5 separate regions of the Homo sapiens genome follow, and regions 2, 3, 4 and 5 are each linked to region 1. The links are chromatin contacts, found by Hi-C or POLR2A ChIA-PET in ENCODE. All regions are on one chromosome and are shown on one strand. The core of a region is the stretch at or near the end of the contact, and the rest is flanking DNA. Distances in the headings are between cores, read along the strand shown.

Region 1 (3,997 bases), core at 300-2,799:
CTTGACCTCGTGATCCGCCTGCCTCGACCTCCCAAAGTGTTGGGATTATAGGCGTGAGCTACTGCGCCCAGCCGCCTGTGTTCTTTTAAAAGGTCGTCTTCCTTCCTGCCCTTCATCACTTGCCCTCCATGGCCCTTCATGGCCCCTCTGCTTCCCTGGACAAAGCAGAGATGTGACTGGTGTTCCCAGCATTTGTCCACAGACACCATTTTCCTCTCAGGCCCTGAGGTGCTGGACTACAGAGCCGGCCTCCCAGCCACCTGCCATGAAAACCTCACCAGGACCAGTGGGACTCTGTTAAATCTGTTAACACCCCCACTTCGGCCTGCCCTAGACAACAGCTACATCTTGGAAAAAGGAAATGAAACTGGTTTAAAACCTCTCCCAACTGTTCAGAAGGCTCAGGCCCCATTTCCAAGACAGAAGGAGCCAGACTCTTCTGCGCATGTCCCTTTATTTATAGTCACCAGATCCTGGTCCCAACGATCAAGGCTCCTGGGTGGGGATGGTCCTGTGTGATGTATGCAGCACACTCAATGCCCCCCACCATGCCCCTTCAGCCTACACCACTCACCTTAGCCGCCAGCAGCCATGACTTTTTTCTTTTCTTTTCTTTTTTCTTTCCTTTCCTTTTCTTTGATTTTTTTCTCTTTCCTTCCTTCCTTCCTTCTTTCTTTCTTCTCTCCTCTCTTTCTTTCTCGCTCTCTCTCTCTCTTTTCTTTCTTTCTCGAGACAGGGTCTTGCTTTGTCACCCAGGCTGGAATGCAGTGGCAGGAACATGGCTCACTGTATCCTCGACCTCCAAGGCTCAAGCGATCCTCCTGCCTCAGCACCCCAAGTAGCTGGGACTACAGGAGCACGCCACCACACCCAGCTCATTTTTGTATTTTTCGTAGAGAGGGGGTTTCACCATGTTGCCCAGGCTGGTCTCAAACTCCTGGCCTCAAGAGATCCACCCATCTTGGCCTCCCAAAATGCTGGGATTACAGGCCTGAGCCACCACATCTGGCCATGCAGCCGTGACTTTTTCTGATCACAGGAGCTGGCTGTGCTTGCACACATGGTCGGCCGGAGGGTGGTGAGTTAACAGCCCCTCCTCAGTAAGCCCTCAACCAATGACTACTGGTAAATGCAGGCCCCAGCCCTTCAGATGCCTTGGAGGGTACACTCTACCTGGCCCTTAGGTTCCCCTGCAGGATGGAGCTCCAGCTGCTCGCAGGAGCAGCCCACTCATGAATGCACCTTTTGTGGGCTTCCTGTCTTTCCAGCCTCACCTCCCACCTCCCTTGCCAGCACTTCTTGGAATCATTTCCCAAATGAATAACTCCTATGTGAATCCTGGACTTGGGTCTGCTTTTGAGGAAACCCAAACTAAGACAATATCAAGTTGCCAACATTTATTGAGCACCGTCTCTGTGCTAAGCATCGTGCTCAGCATTTCACAAGTCTTAACTCATTTAATCCTATGACAGCCAGCACTATGAAGAAGAGACCGTTATCATTTCCGTTGTACAGACGTGGAAACTGACTCAGAGCATGGGCTTGAGGCCAAAGGCCTCTTCCACTCCACCCATCCTCCATCAGCCTGAATTGCTTTCATTTCCTCAAAATGCTGGGCTCCCACACCTCTTGATCTCTGCACTCTGGGGCACAGGGAGGTTAAATCACTTGGTGACACAGCAATTTAGAGGCTGAGCTACCCAGATTCAAGAGCCATCTCCAGGCTCAGAGCCCACATACTCTGCCACTGTGGTAAGCAAAATATTGGCCCCTCAAGGTATCCAAGTCCTAATCCCTGTAACCTGTAAATGTGACCTTACATGGCAAAAAAGAGACTTCACAGATGTGATTCAGTTAGGGCCCTTGAGATGAGGAGAGTATCCTGGATTATCCAGATGGGCCCCATGTAATCACAGCAGGCTCTGTAAGAGGATCTCCTCCTCCTGTCTGTCTTTCAGACAAAAGAAGATAGGATGACAAAGCAGAAGACCAGAGAGAAAGAGATTTGAAGATGCTACCCTGCTGGCTTTGGAGATGGAAGCAAGGGCCATGAGCCAAGAGGTGTATGTGGCTTTTGGAAGCAGGTAAAGGCAAGGATAGCCCCTGGAGCCTCCAGAAGGAGCCAGCCCTGCTGACGCCTTGACTTTAGCCTAGTGAAACTGATTGCTGACTTCTGGCCTCCAGAATGATAAGAGAATACAGTTGTGTTTTCTTGTTTGTTTGTTTTGAGACAGGGTCTTGCTCTGTCACCCAGACTGGAGTGAGTGGGTCCATTTTGGCTCCCTGAAGCCACTACCTCCCAGGCTCAAGTGATCCTCGCACCTTAGCCTCTCGAATAGCTGGGACCACAGGTGCACACCACCACACCCGGCTAATTTTTTTTTATAGATGGGGTCTCCCTATGGTGCCAGGGCTGGTCTCAAACTCCTGAGCTCAAAGGATCCTTCTGCCTTGCCTCCTAAAGTGCTGGGATTACAGGTGTAAAGCCACCTCCACATCTGACTCAGTTGTGTCCTTTTTTTTTTTTTTTTTTTTGTCAAGATAGAGTCTTGCTCTGTCACCCAGGCTAGAGTGCAGTGGCGTGATCTCAGCTTACTGCAACCTCCGCCTCCTGGGTTCAAGTGATTCTTGTGCCTCAGCCTCCTGAGTAGCTGGGACTACAGGTGCACACCACCATGCCCAGCTAATTTTTCTATTTTTTAGTATTTCACTATGTTGGCCAGGCTGGTCTCAAACTCCTGGCCTCAAGTGATCCACCTGCCTTGGCCTCCCAAAGTGATGGGATTATAGGTGTTGAAGCCACCACGCCTGGCCTAGTTGTGTTCTTTTATGTCATGAAATTTGTGGTAATTTTTTTTATTAAAGTAGCCACAGCAAATTAACACAACCACGGAGCCAGTCCCCACAGCCTGGTCAGGTGCAGCATGATTCCAGACAACAGCAATGAGGAAGCCAGCCTTGTGGAGCTGATGCCTGGCAGAGAACATCACTAAGCAACAGGCATCCTGAGTGCTTGGGTTTGAGGCCCAGCCTTGCTATCTCCCAGCTGTGTGATTTGGACCAAGTAACTCGATCTCACCTCACCTGCCTGATGAGATAACAGGATTTTGTGAGGTTTATATGTATCTTTGGCTCTTGGAACAATGTCTGGCACAGAGTAATTTACAAGGGCTCAGTAAATCTGTCATTTATGGCCTCCCCATGTCAGCAGCTAGGTGGCTGGCCACAGCCCTCGTGGTGGAGTGAGGCTGGGATCTGGGGCTGGCCAATGAGAGGCCCAAGTCTCCTTGACTGGGGGATCAGCCATGGTCACCAGAACCAACTCACATCAGCCCTGGACTTTGGCTGGAAGTTCTGGGAAAGAGGTGCTCTCTCCCTGTTGGGATCTTGTTGGGATTCTCGAGGAGCTCGGCCTGGAGAAGATGGCGGGCATTTTTGTCACCACGAGGGGACAGCCTGCCTGAGAAGGAAGCCAACAGGAAGGAAGGTGGAGACCAGGATGGAGCAGGGCAGCTCTTGATGACGTCACCAAGGCCCTAGATCCAGACTTGCCTGAACCACCCCTTGGACTGTCTGGTTCCAGGAACCAATCACTACCCCTTTTTGCTTTAGGAGTTTTATCTGGGTTTCTGCCACTCACAACCAGGAGAGTCCTGACTGATAGACAGGGACTCAATGAACACATGTTGATTGAGTGACTGAGTGAGCATTCAGGGCTCTGGCACTGTCCTGAGCCCAGTAAATTTTGGGATGATTGTGTGGTAAGTGTCTCGCCTTCCTGTAGGACCATAGGGACTTGCAGGGGATTCTTCATTTGACTTGGGAAGATGCCTTCTTCGTCCTCCCTGCTTGCAGGGCTTGGCATCGAAGTCTAGGTTCCTTCAAGAGAAGGCGGAGGTACTGTGCACCTGGCCCAGGAGGCCAAATCCCTGTTTTCTTCTCTCTGACCCAAATTTCCCCAAACAGCGAGGTCTCAGCTCCACTTGGAGAGGGGAGA
Region 2 (4,555 bases), core at 1,505-4,004, 370 kb after region 1:
CGGCTGGTCTCGAATTCCTGGGCTCAAGGGATTAGATAATTCTTTCTCTCTCTGTTTCTCTCTTTCTGGTCAACTTTGTTGAAGTAAAATTTACATACAATGAAATTCACCTATTTTAAGTATACAATTTGATAAATCTTGACAAATATATATATACACACCCACTTTCATCGCTCCAGTTGTTTCCTTGGTGCCCCTTTGCAGACCCTGCCCTCCTTCTGGTCCCTGGGAACTACTGATCTGCTTTCTGTTACTATTGTTTAATCCTTTCTATTAATAGAATGTCATCTATAAGTGGAATCTTATACAATATAGTCTTTTTTTGGTCTGGCTTCTTTTACTTAACGTAAAGCTTTGAAATTCTTCTATGATGTTATATGTTTCTTTTTATTACTGAGTAGTATTCCATTGTATGGATTTAACATTTGTTATCCATTCACCAGTTGGTAGATATTTGGGTTATTTCCAGTTTGGGGCTATTATAAATACAGCTGCCATGAATATTTGGGTAAAGTCTTTGTGTAGATATATTTTTTCATTTCTCCTGAGTGAATGCCTAGGAATGGAATTGCTGAGTGATAGGCTAAACTTTATAAGAAATTGCCAAACTTTTCTAGATTTTTGTTTTACCTTCATGATAGTTTGAATTGCATTAGTTATTATCCCAGTTTTGTAGTTGAAGAAAATGAGGTGCAAAAAGAGTAAGATTGAAGGTTTCTATGAGGCTAATGAACTTTGTTTTGTTTTTTTGAGACTGAGTCTCACTCTGTTGCCCAGGCTGGAGTGCAGTGGTGTGAAGTTGGCTCACCGCAACCTTCACCTCCCGGGTTCAAGTGATTTTCCTGCCTCCCAAGTAGCTAGGACTACAGGCGCGTGAGACCGTGCCCGGCTAATTTTTGTGTCTTTTCAGTAGAGGTGGGGTTTTGCTATGTTGGCCAGGCTGGTCTTGAACTCTGACCTCAAGTCATCCACCTACCTCTGCCTTCCAAAGTGCTGGGATTACAGGTGTGAGCTGCCGTGCCCAGCTGACTAGTGAACTTTGAATGAAAGAGGTAAGAGTTGGCAGCCATCCCTAAGCTGATCTGTTGTCAGGGCCTACAGAGTGGTGGACCTGATTGATGGCTCCACTAAGCATTGGTTGAAAGAGGACAAGCTAGTGGTCTCCTTCTGAACCACAGAACCAGACAATGATTTGTGTGACCGTTTTCTCAGTTCTTCCATTCTGGCTGCATAGGGATGGAGTTAATTCACTACATACGACAGAGGCCTTAGGGCAGTGCTGTCCAATGGAAGTATAATGCTAGCCACATATGTAACTTTACATTTTCTAGTAGCCATGTTAAAAAAGTAAAAAGAAACAGGTGAAATTAATTTAAATAATATATTTAACCCAATATATCCAAAATATTATAATTTCAACATGGAATCATTATAAAAATTATTACTATGTTAGGTGCAGTGACTAATGCCTGTAATCTCAGCACTTTGGCAGGTTGAGGAGGGAGGATTGCTTGAGGCCAGGAGATCGAGACCAGCCTAAGCAATATAGCAAGATCTAGTCTCTACAAAACTTAAAAAAAAAAAAAAGTCAGGTGTGGTGGCATACCTGTAGTCTCAGCTACTCAGGAGGTTGAGTAGAAGAATCCCTTGAGCCCAGGCAGTGGAGGCTGCAGTGAGCTATGATTGCACCACTGCACTCCAGCCTAGGTAACAGAGTGAGACCCTGTCTGTACTTTTTTTTAATTAATATGTTTTGCATTCCTCTTGTCATAAAAGTATTTGAAATCTGGTGTGTATTTTACAATTACAGCATATCTCAATTGGGACTAGCCACATATCAGATGCTCAGTAGCCACATATTGCTTGTGGCTACTAGGCAGCAGAGATACAGACATTAAAAATATTTGCCAGGCATGGTAGCTCATGCCTGTAGCCCCAGTTACTAGGGAGGCTGAGGTGGGAGGATCACTTGAGCCCAGGAGTTCAAGGCTGCAGTGAGCTATGGTTGTACCACTGCACTCCAGCCTGGGCGACAGAGCCAGACCCCATCTCCAAAAGAAATTAAAAATAAAATCCCAAATGTGTTGTTATGGAGAGAGATCCATGTTATATTAAGTGAGAGAAAAAGCAAGTCATAACACACTATGTTTAGTATGCTTTCATTCTCATAAATATCTTTTTTTTTTTTTTTTGAGACGGAGTCTCACTCTGTCGCCCAGGCTGGAGTGCAGTGATGTGATCTTGGCTCACTGCAACCTCTGCCTCCCCGGTTCAAGCGATTCTCCTGCCTCAGCCTCCTGAGTAGCTGGGATTACAGGCTCCTGCCACCACGCCTGGCTAATTTTTGTATTTTTAGTAGAGACGGGGTTTCACCATGTTGGCCAGGCTGGTCTTGAACTGCTGACCTCAAATGATCTACCCTCCTCGGCTTCCCAAAGAGCTGGGATTACAGGCATGAGCCACAGCACCTGGCCACATTTTCATAAATATCTGTGTTTATACCTGCAAATAAACAGTCTGTAACTGCACACTATCCAGTATTTTAGCCACTAGGCTAATAAAATTAAGCTAAAAATTCAGTCCCTTCGTCACCCTATCCACATTCCAAGAGCTCAGTAGTCCCTTGTGCATAGTGGCTACCATATTGGATATCAAGCCTTAGGTCACTGCTCTCTTCAAACTGCTGAACTGGTTGAGAAAGACTGAGCTTAACGGATAGAACCTGCTAGCCCTGCAGCCATTGGGGTTTTGTGACTACTGAGTCCCAGAGCCTCTGTGGTTTTTAAGAGTAACACACAGGAAGGAAGCTCACTGAGGTGCAACCGTTATTAGTACCTTGGGGAGTTTAACAGGAGCACAGTGTAGAAGCAAAACAGCTTTGTGGAGGACCCTGTTCCGTTTTTGTACAACTGAAATTAACTACTATTCAAATTGCTGAGGATCACATAAACCTGATGTCCACTTTAGGCATGTTCTTATAAAAATGTTCCTTTCGACTGCTTCTTAACTGCCTAATGTACATTATGGGGCTTGCTTAACATTTTGGAGAAAAAATAGTTTCTTACTTGTACATAACTTCTAGGTGGTGCTCACATTACATTCAGCTCCAGCAGTTTGTGTCCATGTAGTAGGAGGTAGGCTGCAAAGTATAGGGGTATTAAAACCAGGTGGTTGTGGTATTCTGAGAGCTCTATTGCTATAGTAACTCATATTCTCCAGGCCCGGGTTCTTGTCCTTACTCTGCCCTTCACCCTGTCAGCTTCCCCCTGACTTGATAGACTGGTTCTGCCTGTCCAGCTGCACTCTGTTCATCAAAATGAGTCCTTGGAGCATGTGAAAGTATTGTGTCCAAGGGCATAGAAGGTAGGAACCGCTGTGCCCCTGGGTCAGACTGGCCTGGGGTGGAGTCTATTCTCATCACATACTAGTGGTGCGCCCTTGTTTAAGGCATCTACCCTCTCTGAGCTTCAGGGTTTTTGTTGTATAAGAGATGTAGTGACGCCTCCCTTCAGACATTGTTGGGAGATGGAGTAAACTGAGGGCTAGAAGGCAGAGAGTAAGTGCCCCATAAGCAGAGCAGTTATACCTCCCTCTCTGAAGATATGTGTCTGCATGGCATGTGTACTGTGGTCACTTCCACAGTTGGTTATGAAATTGGAGCTAGTGTCTCAGGATGACACAGCAACCTTCTCAGAGTAGGAAGGATAGATTTATATGTACGTTATCCTAAGTGATGGTGACCATTATTAAAACCAGTAGGGACTTCTAGCTTGACTTCAGCCTATAGTTTCAAGCTTCTCTCCCACTAAATGCTTTAGCAGCCCTGTTACAAGTAGAAGAGCTCCTTTACTTTACTTTCATCTTCTGTTTTCCCAGTCTCCCCAGCACAGAAAGTACTGATGAGTAGTAAAATGACCAAAAGCTCCCTTGTCAAAGGAAAAAAGGTGCATTTATCATTGATAACATACCAGGCTCTTACCCAAGCTCAGATGATCTCAATCTTTATTACTCAGGATTCCTTATTTAATTTATTTTATTTTTCCAAGAAAGGGTCTCACTCTATCGCCCAGGCTGGAGTGCAGTGGTGCAATCACGGCTCACGGCAGCCTCCATCTCCCTGGGCTTAAATGATCCTTCTTGGGCTTCAGTGATCCACCCGCCTCAGCCCCCCAAATAGCTGAGACTACAGGTGTGCGCCACCACAGCTAGCTATTTGTGTGTGTGTGTGTGTGTGTGTGTGTGTGTGTGTGTGTATTTTTTGTAGAGACAGGGTTTCACCATGTTGCCCAGGCTGGTCTTGAACTCCTGGGCTCATGCAATCCACCTGCCTCATCCTCCCAAAGTGCTGAGATTACAGGTGTGAGCCACCGTGCCTGGCCAGGATTTCTTATTTTAAAGTATCATGTTTTAAATTACATGTGTAGCAAACTGAGAAACTTTTCCAAAAATTGTTTTTCCTGATTGTAAAAATAATTTATGCTCATTGAGGATAACCTGAAAAACGTAGGAAAAAAAAAATAGCCAAAAGTGGGCATAGAATCTAGGACAACAGAGG
Region 3 (4,523 bases), core at 389-2,888, 430 kb before region 1:
ACGGAGTTTCACTCTTGTTGCCCAGGCTGGAGTGCAATGGCATGATCTCAACTCACTATGACCTCCATCTCCCAGGTTCAAGCGATTCTCCTGCCTCAGCCTCCCTAGTAGCTGGGATTACAGGTGTGCGCCACCATGCCCAGCTAATTTTTTGTATTTTTAGTAGAGACGGGGTTTCACTATGTTGGCCAGGCTGGTCTCGAACTCCTGACCTTAGGCGATCCACCCGCCTCAGCCTCCCAAAGTGCTGGGATTACAGACGTGAGCCACTGGGCCCGGCGTCTTTAAGACCTTTAAAAGAAATAGCAATAAAGTGCACGATTCCTTAGGCCAGGGGAGGTGGTTTTCACTTGTTATCCCAGAATTTTGGGAGGGTAAGGCGGGGGGCTTGCTTGAGGCCAGGAGTTCGCGACCAGCCCAGGAAACATGGTGAAGCCCTTCTCTACTAAAATACAAAAATTAGCTGGGCGTGGTGGTGTGTGCCTGTAGTCCCAGCTACTTGGGAGGCTGAGGCACGAGAATCGCTTGAACTCTGGAAGCCGAAGTTGCAGTAAGCCAAGATCGCACAGCTGCACTCCAGCTTGGGTGAAAGAGCAAGGCCCTACCTAAAAAATAAAAAAATAAAATAAACAGATAAACAACTATTTCTTAATATATGCCCCATTATTATTCCTTATCTGAAATTGAATTTAACTGAGATCCTGTAATTTTATTTGTTAAATGTAGTAACTAAATAGAGTCTTCCTATTTACTAACTAAAAATAAACACTGGGTGGCTCTTGCCTGTTTGTACTTGAGAGGGTTAGGCGGGAGGATCGCACGAGCCCTGGAGTTCGAGGGGGCAGTGAGCTATGATCAGGCCACTGCACTCCAGCTTGGGCGTCAAAGTGACAACCTGTCTCTAATAAAAAATAACAAACAGCCTTCCGCAGTTTGTCAGTACTATTTCTTTCTGCCAATTAATAGTTGTGTGACCCTGAGCAGGTAATATCTCGGGACTCTGCATCTGTAAAGCGATGGATAAAGAGACCTACCTCATAAGAACTATGAGGCTTAAATAAGATAGTGTGTGTAGCGTTTCTCGCATAGTCTGCGCTCACTAAACGGAGTTATTGTATATCGTTCGTTGTTAACTACCACAAAGGCTCTGCTCAGAGGTGCGTAGGCGCTGGCTCAGCCTGGGGTGAACCCACCAGGCCACCGAAACGAGCGATCAGGGTCGGCAAAGCTGTGGAGATGAAATGGGCAACACCTTCCACACTGCGAGTAAAGCTCGCAATCCGGGTGGAGGCCTCCACGTCCTAGCGCAGTCCAGTCCCGGGCGCAGGGAGGAGAGCTGGTCAGCCAAGATTCCAAGACAGGTGTCCACCTCCTCCAACGAAGCGGAACACGTGACACCACCCTATCCACTTCCGGCTTGGAGGGCATGCCCTCCCGTCACCAGCATGCACTTTCGACAAAACCGTGGAATCTAGTATTTTCCTCTGACACCTTTATATTTTCTTCACTTCCCTATAATTCTGACCTATCGTGTAGGTAAAAATTAATCTTCAGAGTATTACAGACATGCGTGCCCACGCGCTAGGCGAAAGTGCGAGTCGGAAGCACTTCATTCCCTCTCTTCGCTAGCCGGAAGTCGCGAGATCTGAATGAGTCAAAGCCGGCGGCCTCGGCTCCTCAGCTCCACCTGACAGTAGGCCGCTGATCGGCCGCGGGTCTTGTCGACCGCTAGGCCACCAGGTTCATGTGGAGGCTCCCAGGCGCCCGCGCCGCGCTTCGGGTGATCCGGACGGCGGTGGAGAAGCTGAGCCGGGCTGAAGCGGGGAGCCAGACAGCGGCGGGAGCGATGGAGCGCGCTGTAGTGCGCTGCGTACCTTCGGAACCCAAGCTGAGCCTGTCATTCGCTTTGGCTGATGGTAGCCACAAGAACATGCAGCGCGACCAGAGCGAGCCGCTGGGTCGAGTCCTCAGCCGCATCGCTACCAATGCCCTAAAGGGTCACGCTAAGGCGGCCGCCGCCAAGAAGAGCAGGAAGAGCCGGCCGAATGCTAGCGGCGGTGCGGCCTGTTCAGGGCCGGGGCCTGAGCCGGCTGTGTTCTGCGAGCCCGTGGTGAAGCTGTACTACCGGGAAGAGGCAGTGGCTGAGGACGTGCTCAACGTGGATGCCTGGCAAGACGGCGCGGTGCTGCAGATCGGCGATGTTAAGTACAAGGTGGAGCGCAACCCGCCCGCCTTCACCGAACTGCAGTTGCCGCGCTACATCATGGCCGGGTTCCCTGTGTGCCCCAAACTCAGCCTCGAATTTGGGGATCCCGCCAGCTCCCTTTTCCGCTGGTATAAGGAAGCCAAGCCCGGAGCGGCGGAGCCCGAGGTCGGTGTCCCCTCGTCATTGTCTCCCTCCTCACCTTCTTCTTCTTGGACTGAGACTGATGTGGAGGAGCGTGTCTACACCCCGTCCAATGCCGACATCGGGCTAAGGCTCAAGCTTCACTGCACCCCAGGCGATGGGCAGCGCTTTGGGCACAGCCGGGAGTTGGAAAGTGTGTGTGTGGTAGAGGCTGGGCCTGGCACCTGCACTTTTGACCACCGGCATCTCTACACGAAGAAGGTGACTGAGGACGCTCTCATCCGCACTGTCTCTTACAACATCCTGGCAGACACGTACGCGCAGACTGAGTTCTCGCGAACGGTTCTGTACCCATACTGTGCCCCCTACGCCCTGGAGCTCGACTACCGCCAGAACCTTATCCAGAAGGAACTCACCGGCTACAACGCCGATGTCATCTGTTTGCAGGAGGTTGACCGCGCAGTGTTTTCTGACAGCTTGGTACCCGCCCTAGAGGCCTTCGGGCTCGAGGGGGTGTTTCGAATCAAGCAGCACGAAGGCCTGGCCACTTTCTACCGAAAGTCTAAGTTCAGCCTTCTTAGCCAGCATGACATTTCATTCTACGAAGCCCTCGAGTCCGACCCACTTCACAAAGAACTGCTGGAGAAACTAGTTTTGTACCCATCAGCGCAGGAGAAGGTGCTCCAGAGATCTTCTGTTCTTCAGGTAAAGTAGTTCCGCCCGTCTCTTCACATACTGTCCCACTTTTAGGGGCCAGGAAGGCGAGGAATGAGGTGGGGGTTAAAAGTGCGATGAAAGTATCCAGATATTGTTGAAAGGTGTGTTTGCCCTTGTATCTTCAGCACAAAGTTTACTCTTCATTCATTCAGCAGATATTTTTTGAACACCTCTGGTGTGCCTGCCATACTGCAGGTTGCCTTGAACAAGACTAGCAGGGACTTTTACAGTGCTTACAATCTAGCGAGAGGGACACACGCTAAATGCAAGAACAATAGTAGCTAATGTTTTTTACTACTTGCCAAGCACTGTTCTGGCACATTTTAAAGTACTTAAAATTTAAGAGCGTGGTGTGTTTTGAAGTGCTCCATAAATATAAACTAGTTTTTTTTAAATCATAGGCTCATTGAATCTTCACAGTAAGTCCCCTATTCCCATTTTATAGATGTCATTCTTGTGTTAAAGTTTTTAAGTAATTGATTTTGTTCATAATAAGAAGAGCAGCTACCATTTTTTAAGTACCTAAGGTGTTTCATGCACCTTATAAGATCATTTAATTGACTCCACACAACAGCCCATGAGGTGGATGGTATTGTCAGTGACTGCCAGTACGAAACTGGCTAGAAAAGCATCTTTTTGCAGGTCACATTGCTATAAATGGTGAAATGAGTATTCAAACCCAGGTCTGCCTGACTCCAAAGCCTGTGCTTACGCTTGAAAACACTTTCTCCAGTCAAAGTGTTGTCATGTAAAATGTATTGTTTATATTACTAGCTTTATATATTGGACTATTATTATTATTATTATTATTTTGAGACGGAGTCTCTGTCACCTAGGCTGGAGTACGGTGGCGCGATATCGGCTCACCGCAACTTCCGCCTCCCGGGTTCAAGCGATTCTCCTGCCTCAGCCTCCCTAGTAGCTGGGACTAGAGGCGCGTGCCACCACGCCCGGCTAATTTTTTTAGTAGAGACGGGGTTTGGGGTTTCACCATGTTAGCCAGGATGGTCTCGATCTCCTGACCTCGTGATCCGCCCGCCTCAGCCTCCCAAAGTGCTGGGATTACAGGCGTGAGCCACCACGCCCGGCCTATATTGGACTATTATTAAAACATGTTACACTGAACCTAGTCATGTAGATCCTGAAACTTTAAGTTGGATTTCATGACTGCAGTCCTAGTTCATCAAGGGAAGGAGATGGAAGAAAACGTTAGTTCGCCATTAGTCTTAGATAAAAAACAGGCCGGGCCTGGTGGCTTATGCCTGTAATCCCAGCACTTTGGGAGGCCGAGGCGGGTGGATCACAAGTCAGGAAATCGAGACCATCCTGGCTAACACGATGAAACCCCGTCTCTACTACAAATACAAAAAAATTAGCCGGGCGTGGTGGCACGCGCCTGTAGTCCCAGCTACTCCGGAGGCAGAGGCAGGGGAATCGCTTGAACCCGGGAGGCGGAGCT
Region 4 (4,151 bases), core at 1,618-4,117, 290 kb before region 1:
AAATTAGCTGGGCAGGCCAGGCGCGGTGGCTCATGCCTGTAATCCCAGCACTTTGGGAGGCTGAGGTGGGCAGATCACACTGTCAGGAGATCGAGACCATCCTGGCTAACACGGTGAAACCCCGTCTCTATTAAAAATACAAAAAATTAGCCGGGCGTGGTGCGGGTGCCTGTAGTCCCAGCAACTTGGGAGGCTGAGGCAGGAGAATGGCGTGAACCTGGGAGGCGGAGCTTGCAGGGAGGCGGAGCTTGCAGGGAGACGAGATTGCCCCACTGCACTCCAGCCTGGGCAACAGAGCAAGACTCTCTCTCTCAAAAAACAAAAATTAGCTGGGCATGGTGACATGCACCTGTAGTCCCAGCTACTTGGCAGGCTGAGGCAGGAGAATCACTTGAACCTGGGAGGTGGAGGTTGCAGTGAGCCGAAATTACACCACTGCACTCCAGCCTGGCTGACAAAGTTAGACTCTGTCTTTAAAAAAAAAAAAAAAAATCAGAGAAGGGGAAGAAGGCAGTTTGCAGGGAACATGAAATATAAACAAGATCTGCACACAAAAAAAGAGCAAAACCAAGAGGTTTCCCTGGTTCTGAACTCTAGCCATTTTCTGAAGCCCTACTAGGTTTATGTCTTAAATAGCTGGAAACCACATATATGGAACCACATACATGATTTCATCTTACTCAGCCTTTTCCTAGTGGAAAATTCACAATGTTCATATTTTTAAAAGATCCAGGAAGCAAAAGGTTAAGAACTCCTGACCTAGAAAAAACTCTATACAGTGGCATACACTATGGAAAATGAAATTCAAAATAAGTCCTTTAATAATTCACATTTTTGCAGCATCTCAAATATATTTTCTGTTTATTTGGTCAAAAAACATATTCACGTTATAAAGAATGTCCCAAATAATGAGAATCCAAAAGAATCTCCTTTAGCTATTTAAAAACACAATCAACTACAACAACCCATTCTTATGCTTTCTGGTTAAATTGTATCTTGCTGTACATATAACTTCAGGTTAACATGGCAAGGTGAATAATAAATGGCTTATAAATCTCTTACTCAAAATCTTTGGGAACTGTTTTTCTTACTTTAATAAGATAAAGAATTGCTCACATATTCACCTATTCTATCAAAAGTATTTATAGAATGCCACTAGGTGCCAGGCACTGCATTTGGCCTTATCAGCTACTATGATTAATTCTTGGTTCTCCTCTAAATTATTGCCTCAATCTACAAATACAGATTAGAGCACATCCTATTTGTATGCTCCACAACTAACATAATGCCTGGTTCTTAGTGGAAACTTAATGTCGCTGAACTGTGTTATAATAAAACATCCAGAAGGCAGGCCGAATACGAAAGCAGTAGCTTCGCATTAAGAAAACTACCCCTAGCCAATTTTCTTAGTCAACCAGGCCACTACAGTATTAATGAAATCGAAATCTGTCACCAATACCAAAAAAAAAAAAAAAAAAAAAAAACCAAAACCAAAACGTCTAAACAAACGCCCTTCTGATAACAATTTCCTTGGACACATGAAAGCAAGCAATTCCTTATGCTAAAAAGACCTTCAACAACGTCAAGAATAGATGTTTCTAAAGCCTTTCGGTAAGGGGCCATACATAAGAATGGAAAAGTTGACTGATTGACAAGCAAATGATGTTCCCTATATTCATCTTGACAGTAGTTTCACACCAACTGTTCCAGAGGCAACATAAAAAAAAATAACAGAAATGAGGCCGGGCACGGTGGCTCACGCATGTAATCCCACCACTTTGGAAGGCCTAGGCGGGCAGACCACCTGAGTCGGGAGTTCGAGACCAGCCTTACCAAAATGGAGAAACCCCGTCTCTATTAAAAATACAAAATTAGCCGGGCATGGTCGCATGCCTGTAACCCCAGCTACTCGGGAGGCTGAGGCAGGAGAATTGCCTGAATCCGGGAGGCAGAGGTTGCGGTGAGCCAAGATCGCGCCATTGCACTCCAGCCTGAGCAACAAGAGCAAAAACTCCGTCTCAAAAAAAAAAAAAAAAAAAAACAGAAATGAGGCACAAAAGGAGGAAAGGGAGAAAATGCGTGCTGAGATAAGCATTTCGACTCAGGCTGAGGGAAACGCTCAAACAGTTACTGCAAATGACTAAAACAATCTGAGCCTTAAAACTTGGTTGTGCAAGTTCGGCTACTAGAGTTCATCATCTGTTATGGGCATTGTTCTTGAAAAAGTACCAAACAAACATCCTGCCTGCGGGCTTCTCCGGGTGGGTGCTACTAACCCTTTTAGTTAATTCTGTGACTCTGCGTTTAAAAGAAATAAAGAAAGAACAGGATGAACATCAACAAGTATTTAGGAGGGGCCTAGAGAGAACTTTTCACCCCTAGCCGCAGCCCAAGATCCTCCCACGGGAAGTGCCGTAGGACCGCAGCCCGAAAGAGCGCGGGAGGGGAGACTGGCCACGCCCGGATGCGCCGCGGACAGGGTCCTGGCCGGTCAGCCCGCGGGCCGCTGGCTTTGCTGCAGCCGCCCCGGCGCAGGGGAGGAGCGCCGAGAAAGGGCGGGGCCGGGCCTCACCTCCACGGCCTGGCCCAGCTCCAGGTCGAAGCCCACCACACACACGCAGTGCAGCCAGGCGGAGAAGCTGTCCCAGCGCAGCAGGCCCCGGCCACGGCCATCGTCCTCTTCATCGTCCTCTGGCGCGCCTCCCGCCGCCACAAGGGCCGGCGCCTCGCGGCCCTCGGCCCCTGCCACCGCTTCGTCCAACGGCCTTCGAGAGCCGGGCCCCAAGCCCGCAGGGCCCCTCAAAGCCATCGGCCGCCCCCTGACCGTTCGCGCCGCCTCCACAGCGGACCGCGCCGCAGAGCGCGCTTGCCTCCGCGCAGGCGCAGACGCTGCTGTCGCAGCCGCTGGGGACCCACTCAGTCCGGGCGGGGCTGCGGGTCACGTGACCCTGGGAGCGGACGTGGGGACGTCACGCTGCCGCTTGTCTCGGATTGTGAAGCCGGTCCTGGCTTCCTTGTCTAAAAGCTCTTTGGGACTGAAATGGCTGTTTATGAATCCTTGTCAACCTCGTTCGCAGTCAACGACCAGGGAATAAATTATTCGTGGAATGACACAGTTCATAATTATTATAAGGTATTATTAAATTATGAAAGCGTAGGCCGGGCGCGGTGGTTCACACCTGTAATCACAGCATTTTGGGAGGCCGATGCGGGCGGATCATCAGGTCAGGAGTTCGAGACCAGCCTGACCAACATGGTGAAACCCCGTCTCTACTAAAAATACGAAAAAATTAGCCAGGCGTGGTGGAGCGCGCCTGTGATCCCAGCTACTCAGGAGGCTGAGGCAGGAGAATCGCTTGAACCCAGGAGGTTACAGTTAGCTGAGATTGCGCCACTGTATTCTGTCTACCCTGGGCGACAGAGCGAGATTCCGTCTCAAAAAAATAAAAATAAAATATATGAACGCATAATGGTGACGGTGGCTAACATTGAACGCTTACTTTGTGCCAGTTGATATGCCAAGTACAAGTGCGAATACTTACAAATATTACCTTATTGAATCTTCACATAATCGCAAATAAGTAGACTATTTATTTCTTTTTACAGATAAGGAAATGGAGGTCCTGGAGGTTACATGACTAGCCCAACAAGTATGACAACTCCGATATCGGCTTGCGGTTCACTCATTCAGTTTGCTGATTCAGAGATCTGTGCATTCACTCACCTGTTCCTTCTCCAGCAAGGCCTCCCCACCCTACCACCTCCTCCTTTCTTAGTTTGGCTGTCTGTGACTCACTCAACACACATCCCCAGACCTTTCTGGAACTCCAGGTTGGGCAGATTGGCCTCCACAGCAACCTGTGGATCTCTGAACACTGGGGCAAGGGCCTGGTCTCAAGCAGCTTCGTATTCTGAGATCAGTTTTTACTGAGTATTGGACCAGCCAGGATACTAACTAGTATTTATTCAGCACCTACTATGTTGAGTATAAATAGCATAGTAAAAGTAGGAAACACACAATAATACCTCAACAGAAAAATGAGTAAACCAGCGAGGTGTCACGCCTGTAGTCCCAGGTTCTTGGGAAGCTGAGGCCGGCTAAGTTCAAGGAGGATCGCTTGAGCAGGAGTTCCAGGCTGCAGCGCGCTATG
Region 5 (4,391 bases), core at 1,058-3,557, 450 kb after region 1:
TGTCTCAAAAGAAAAAAAAAGAAAACAAGAAATGTCTTTGGATAAGTTTCATAAAGAGTATTACATACCATAGCTGCACCTACAGCAATTCCAGCAAAGCCCATCTATAAAGTAAAATATAAACATAAGTGAAAATCCATAAAAATGAGGATAATGGACACTAACAGACATGCCCTCCAGGGTCTGCTTCCCACTGGAAGGCTTACCTCTGATATGGGAGTGTCAATAATCCTCTTGTCTCCATATTTCTTCCACAGCCCTCGACTAACCTACAATTAAGAGTTGATCCCTTAAGTGTATCTGGGGGTAACAGTGACCTCAATTTTGTATAACTTTCATATATTTTAGTTACCTTGTATGCCCCATCATACTGGGCAACTTCTTCTCCAAGCAGAAATACCTTCTCATCTCTTTCCAGCTCCTCATCCATACCCTGATTTATAGCATCACGAACTGTCACCTGTCACAGGTATGCAAAAACAGTCAATACAGAATTGTTTGGGATTCAACTAAGATTTTCTTCCTTTATATTTACCTAGGCTGCCCACAGCATACAATATAAAAACACTAGAACAAGCTTCTCTCTAAAAACTCAAAGAATTCTAAAAGTAACATTTCTATTACACATAGTTGGTCTTTGCATGTGTTAATGTACTGAGTGCTCACTAGGTGCCAAGTACTGCCAAATACTTTGCATCCAGAATGTAGGAGTTGCTCTTTTAATATAATGAATGGTAAAATCTAGTTAAAAAAAGGAAGGAGAGGAGAATTAACATACAATCCATCAATTCCACTTCTATGTATATGCCCCAAATAATTGAAAGCAGGGATTCAAGCATATACTTGCACATCAATGTTCACAGCAGCATTACTCACAATAGACAAAACAAGGCCAGGCACGGTGGCTCACACCTGTAATTCCAGCACTCTGGGAGGCCAAGGCAGGTGGATCACTTGAGGTCAGGAGTTCGAGACCACCCTGGCCAACATGGTGAAACCCATTCTCTACTAAAAATACAAAAATTGGCCGGGTGTGGTGGCGGGTGCCTGTAATCCCAGCTACTCGGGAGGCTGAGGCAGAATTGCTTGAACCCAGGAGGCAGAGATTGCAGTGAGCTGAGATAGTGCCACTGCACTCTAGCCTGGGCAGCAAGAGCAAAACTCCGTCTCAAAAAAAAAAAAGAAAATGTCGGGCTGAGCGAGGTGGCTCATGCCTGTAATCCTAGCACTTTGGGAGGCCAAGGCAGGCAGATCACTTGAGGCCAGGAGTTCAAGACCAGCCTGGGCAATATGGTGAGACCCTGTCTGTACTAAAAATACAAAAATTAGCCCGGTGTGGTGGCACCGGCATCTAATCACAGCTACTCAGGAGTGTGAGGCGCGAGAATCCCTTGAGCCCAGGAGGTGGAGGTTGCAGTGAGCTGAGATCGCGCCACTGCACTCCAACCTGGGTGACAGAGGGAGACTATCTCAAAAAAATATACATATATATATTATTCAGCCTTAGGAAAGAATCAAACTCTGACGCATGCTACAACATGGATGAACCTTGAGGACATTACGCTGAGATAAGCCAGACACAAAAGGACAAATGATGCCACTTATAAGAAGTTCTAGAATAGGCAACCTCATAAAGACAGAAAAGTACAACAGGGGTTACCAGGGGTTTGGGGAAGGGAAATGAGGAGTTACCGAGTAATGGACAGTTTCTGCTTGGGATGATTAAAAAGTTCTGGAAATGGATGGTGGTTAATGGTTGTACAACATGGTGAATGTACTTAATGCCACTGAATTATACACTTCTAAAAAGTACATTTTAAGTTAGGTCTATTTTGCTGCAATTTAAAGAAAAAAACATGGAGTGAGGGAGGAAACGCCTAGTCTTAGTTTTCCCCCATTGCCCAGCCAGCTGTGAGGTGGTGACTCGCCGGTGTGCTAATTGCCAGGCGGCGACAGAGGCAGCAGGAGCTCCACGGAGGATGCTGGCTCCGCAAACCCAAGGCCCACGGCGCCGGAAGGCCACAGCGCAGGCGCGACTCCGGCCTCCTTCCCGAGAGAAGGGGGGACCCTCCCCGCCCTCGTCCGACGAGCACCCGCGCCTGTTACCTGCAGCGCAGCCGGCGCGGTCCAGTGAAAGCGCCTCTTCAGCAGCCCGGAGACCTGGCAGGGAGAGAGGAAGATGACGGCGGGACGCAGGGTGGGCAGGGGTCGCGTGGGAATACAGGCCGCGCGCTGCTGCCTACCTCCCGAAGGGGTCTCCGCACCAAGCCAGACACCGCCGCCATCTTGGTCGTGTCCTCTATCCGCTGCCAAACGACAACAGAGGGGCCGGCAGACGTGAGCAGGCCCCGCCTCCACCGGCGCGGGCCAATGGCAAGGCGCGCCGGCTGCGTGACCCGCCCACCCGCCCACCGGGTGAGGGGCCGCGGGGCCGGGCTGAGGTGGCGTGTGGGTGGCCGTGCCCCTCTGCCTGGAGCCGCCTCAAATCAACTTTATTGACAGTAGGCGGTGACCGACAGGCGGGGTGCACGCTGGGCACACGTGCCTGGTCGGTGTTACTTGAAGCGTGGGGACTAGAAGTCAGACCCTGAGGAGCATGATCTCTGGAAGCTGGAGAGACCTTAAGAGTTAGGCCAACCTGTTGTGGGTGCTGGAATCCTTTGGGCACCAAGAAGTGCTTGCACACGCTCTACTGATGGGGAACTTAACACTTCATGAGTGAGTCTAGTCTTCCCTGGACAGTGCTGTCTGTTGATTCCTTATAATGCACATCATAGCTTTCATTGATTGCATTAAGCACCTACTGTGAGCCAAGCATTGAGATATGTGCTGTATAGCTCATTCTCACAGTACCCCACTTGGGTAATTAGTGTTATTATTATCTCCATTTTGAAGACGGTTAAACTGAAGCAGAAATTGATTAAATGAGCCGATATTTTAATTTAGGACTGTCTTGACTCTAAAGCATGGTCTTTTTCCCACTGCTTCCTAAAGCAGAAGTGGATTCCTGCTTGGGGGAAGGTTACAACAACTTTAGAGAAGGGCGGCCCTATGGATGTAGCAGGACAAGCCGCAGACGAAACTCCTCAGACACCGAGTTAAAGAAGGAAGGGGTTTATTCGGCCAGGGGCATGGGCAAGACTCTTGTCTCAAGAGCCGAGCTCCCTGAATGGGCAATTCCTGTCCCTTTTAAGGGCTCACAGCTCTAAGGAGGTGTGCGTGAGAGGGTCATGATTGATTGAGCAAGCAGGGGGTATGTGACTAGGGGCTGCAAGCACCGGTAATTAGACTGGAACAGGATAGGGATTTTCACAGTGCTTTTCTATACAATGTCTGTAATCTATAGTTAACATAACCGATTAGGTCGGGGTCGATCTTTACCAGGCCCAGGGTGTGGCACCAGGCTGTCTGTTTGTGGATTTCATTTCTGCCTTTTAGTTTTTACTTTTTCTTTCTTTGGAGGCAGAAATTGGGCATAAGACAATATGAGGGGTGGTCTCCTCCCTTATGGGGAGGTGCCAAACACTTGGCCATAGGGACAACCTCTGGAAGCTCATTAGTCTTAATTTGGCCCTTGGGGGTCAGATGGGACAATTGAGCACCCAGTCTCCACCCATCCCCAAGACATTCCAAACATTCCCTTCTATGGATCACAGCTGCAGGCTGCCAAATTAGGAATTTGCAACTTCCAGTAGGTTGCTGACTGGGAATGGGAGGGGGTGGAGGCAAAGGCAGAACAGGCGGATGCTGGGAAGTCTGTGGCAGCAACAGAGGCAGACTAGGAGGCAACTTCCAGATGGAGAGGAGGGGGACAGTTTTGAGATCTATTTGGGCTAGAATCAATAGGAATGCTGTAAGTGCTAGGGAAGAGCAGAGGAAAATTTTGGATTTTTGTCATTGCTGGATGGATAGATGGGGTAAGGGAGGAGCCTGGGGCAGTGTAAGTGCCAGGAGCTGGGGAAGTAAGAGTGTATTTTTGTTTATTTTTTGAGATGGAGTTTCACTCTGTCACCCAGGCTGAAGTGCAGTGGGCCTCACTGCAACCTCTGCCTCCCAGGTTCAAGCTATTCCCCTGCTTCAGCCTCCCGAGTAGCTGGGATTACAGGCACCTGCCACCATGCCCGGCTAATTTTTTTTATTTTTAGTAGAGATGAGTTTTCACTATGTTGACCAGGCTGATGTTGAACTCTTGACCTCAAGTGATCCACCCGCCTCAGCCTCCCAAAGTGCTGGGATTACAGGCATGAGCCACTGCAGCCAGCCTTTATTCTTTAGATGACTGGGACATACCCAGGTTGCCTGGAGCCTAGGGCCTAGTCAGGGCTAAAGGTAGAAATTTGGGGACAGCTGCATAGAGATGACATTTACTCTCTGGGACTGTTTCATCTGTA

Evidence for each region. A loop is a pair of places that touch in the nucleus more often than their neighbours do. ChIA-PET counts read pairs that join two places held with the same protein, here RNA polymerase II (POLR2A). Pooled maps may share reads with other maps.
Region 2: a map with no recorded cell type shows a loop between it and region 1 (6-fold over the local background). The contact joins two enhancer-like sites. A Hi-C loop is called at or near these places in 1 of 37 single-sample maps with no recorded cell type and 2 of 50 pooled maps. POLR2A ChIA-PET finds 5 or more read pairs at or near these places in 1 of 52 experiments (activated naive CD4-positive, alpha-beta T cell).
Region 3: a pooled map shows a loop between it and region 1 (6-fold over the local background). The contact joins the promoter of PDE12 here to the enhancer-like site in region 1. A Hi-C loop is called at or near these places in 1 of 37 single-sample maps with no recorded cell type and 6 of 50 pooled maps. POLR2A ChIA-PET finds 5 or more read pairs at or near these places in 2 of 52 experiments (H1 and WTC11).
Region 4: a loop to region 1 is called in a pooled map, with 5 times the contacts of the local background. The contact joins the promoter of DENND6A here to the enhancer-like site in region 1. A Hi-C loop is called at or near these places in 1 of 37 single-sample maps with no recorded cell type and 7 of 50 pooled maps. POLR2A ChIA-PET finds 5 or more read pairs at or near these places in 4 of 52 experiments (H1, HEK293, PC-3 and 1 more).
Region 5: a loop to region 1 is called in a pooled map, with 4 times the contacts of the local background. The contact joins the promoter of PDHB here to the enhancer-like site in region 1. A Hi-C loop is called at or near these places in 2 of 37 single-sample maps with no recorded cell type and 4 of 50 pooled maps. POLR2A ChIA-PET finds 5 or more read pairs at or near these places in 2 of 52 experiments (PC-3 and activated T-cell).

Annotation. Positions count from the first base shown.
Region 1 is chr3:57,982,387-57,986,383 of GRCh38, forward strand. LOC105377104 (a long non-coding RNA gene) reads left to right here. Exons shown (of 4, transcript XR_940874.3): 3 at 1,959-2,084; 4 at 2,869-3,997. Among named protein-coding and RNA genes, the nearest start is that of FLNB, 24 kb to the right of the region's middle. Within about 2 kb of position 1,550, at least 19 of the 41 ENCODE cell types and tissues checked have a DNase peak (open chromatin) inside an H3K27ac peak, as active enhancers do; they include PC-3, where a contact is called at or near this core.
Region 2 is chr3:58,347,182-58,351,736 of GRCh38, forward strand. All of the region lies in intron 1 of PXK (PX domain containing serine/threonine kinase like), which reads left to right. Among named protein-coding and RNA genes, the nearest start is that of PXK, 17 kb to the left of the region's middle. RefSeq lists an enhancer at 2,325-2,604. Within about 2 kb of position 2,755, at least 9 of the 41 ENCODE cell types and tissues checked have a DNase peak (open chromatin) inside an H3K27ac peak, as active enhancers do.
Region 3 is chr3:57,554,636-57,559,158 of GRCh38, forward strand. PDE12 (phosphodiesterase 12) reads left to right here and starts at 1,639. Exons shown (of 3, transcript NM_177966.7): 1 at 1,639-3,052. The coding sequence starts at 1,745. It also overlaps a transcript of DNAH12 not described here. RefSeq lists enhancers at 1,133-1,912, 2,403-2,572, 3,469-4,101.
Region 4 is chr3:57,690,210-57,694,360 of GRCh38, forward strand. DENND6A (DENN domain containing 6A) reads right to left here and starts at 2,868. Exons shown (of 20, transcript NM_152678.3): 1 at 2,573-2,868. The coding sequence starts at 2,809. It overlaps DENND6A-DT (DENND6A divergent transcript), which reads left to right and starts at 2,996. Exons shown (of 2, transcript NR_135550.1): 1 at 2,996-3,133; 2 at 3,607-4,151. RefSeq lists an enhancer at 2,196-2,696 and silencers at 2,418-2,657, 2,768-2,867.
Region 5 is chr3:58,431,525-58,435,915 of GRCh38, forward strand. It overlaps PDHB (pyruvate dehydrogenase E1 subunit beta), which reads right to left and starts at 2,308. Exons shown (of 10, transcript NM_000925.4): 1 at 2,244-2,308; 2 at 2,107-2,160; 3 at 353-460; 4 at 207-269; 5 at 69-104. The coding sequence starts at 2,285. LOC107986092 (a long non-coding RNA gene) reads left to right here and starts at 2,071. Exons shown (of 4, transcript XR_007095933.1): 1 at 2,071-2,718. RefSeq lists enhancers at 2,064-2,283, 3,326-3,935 and a silencer at 2,344-2,583.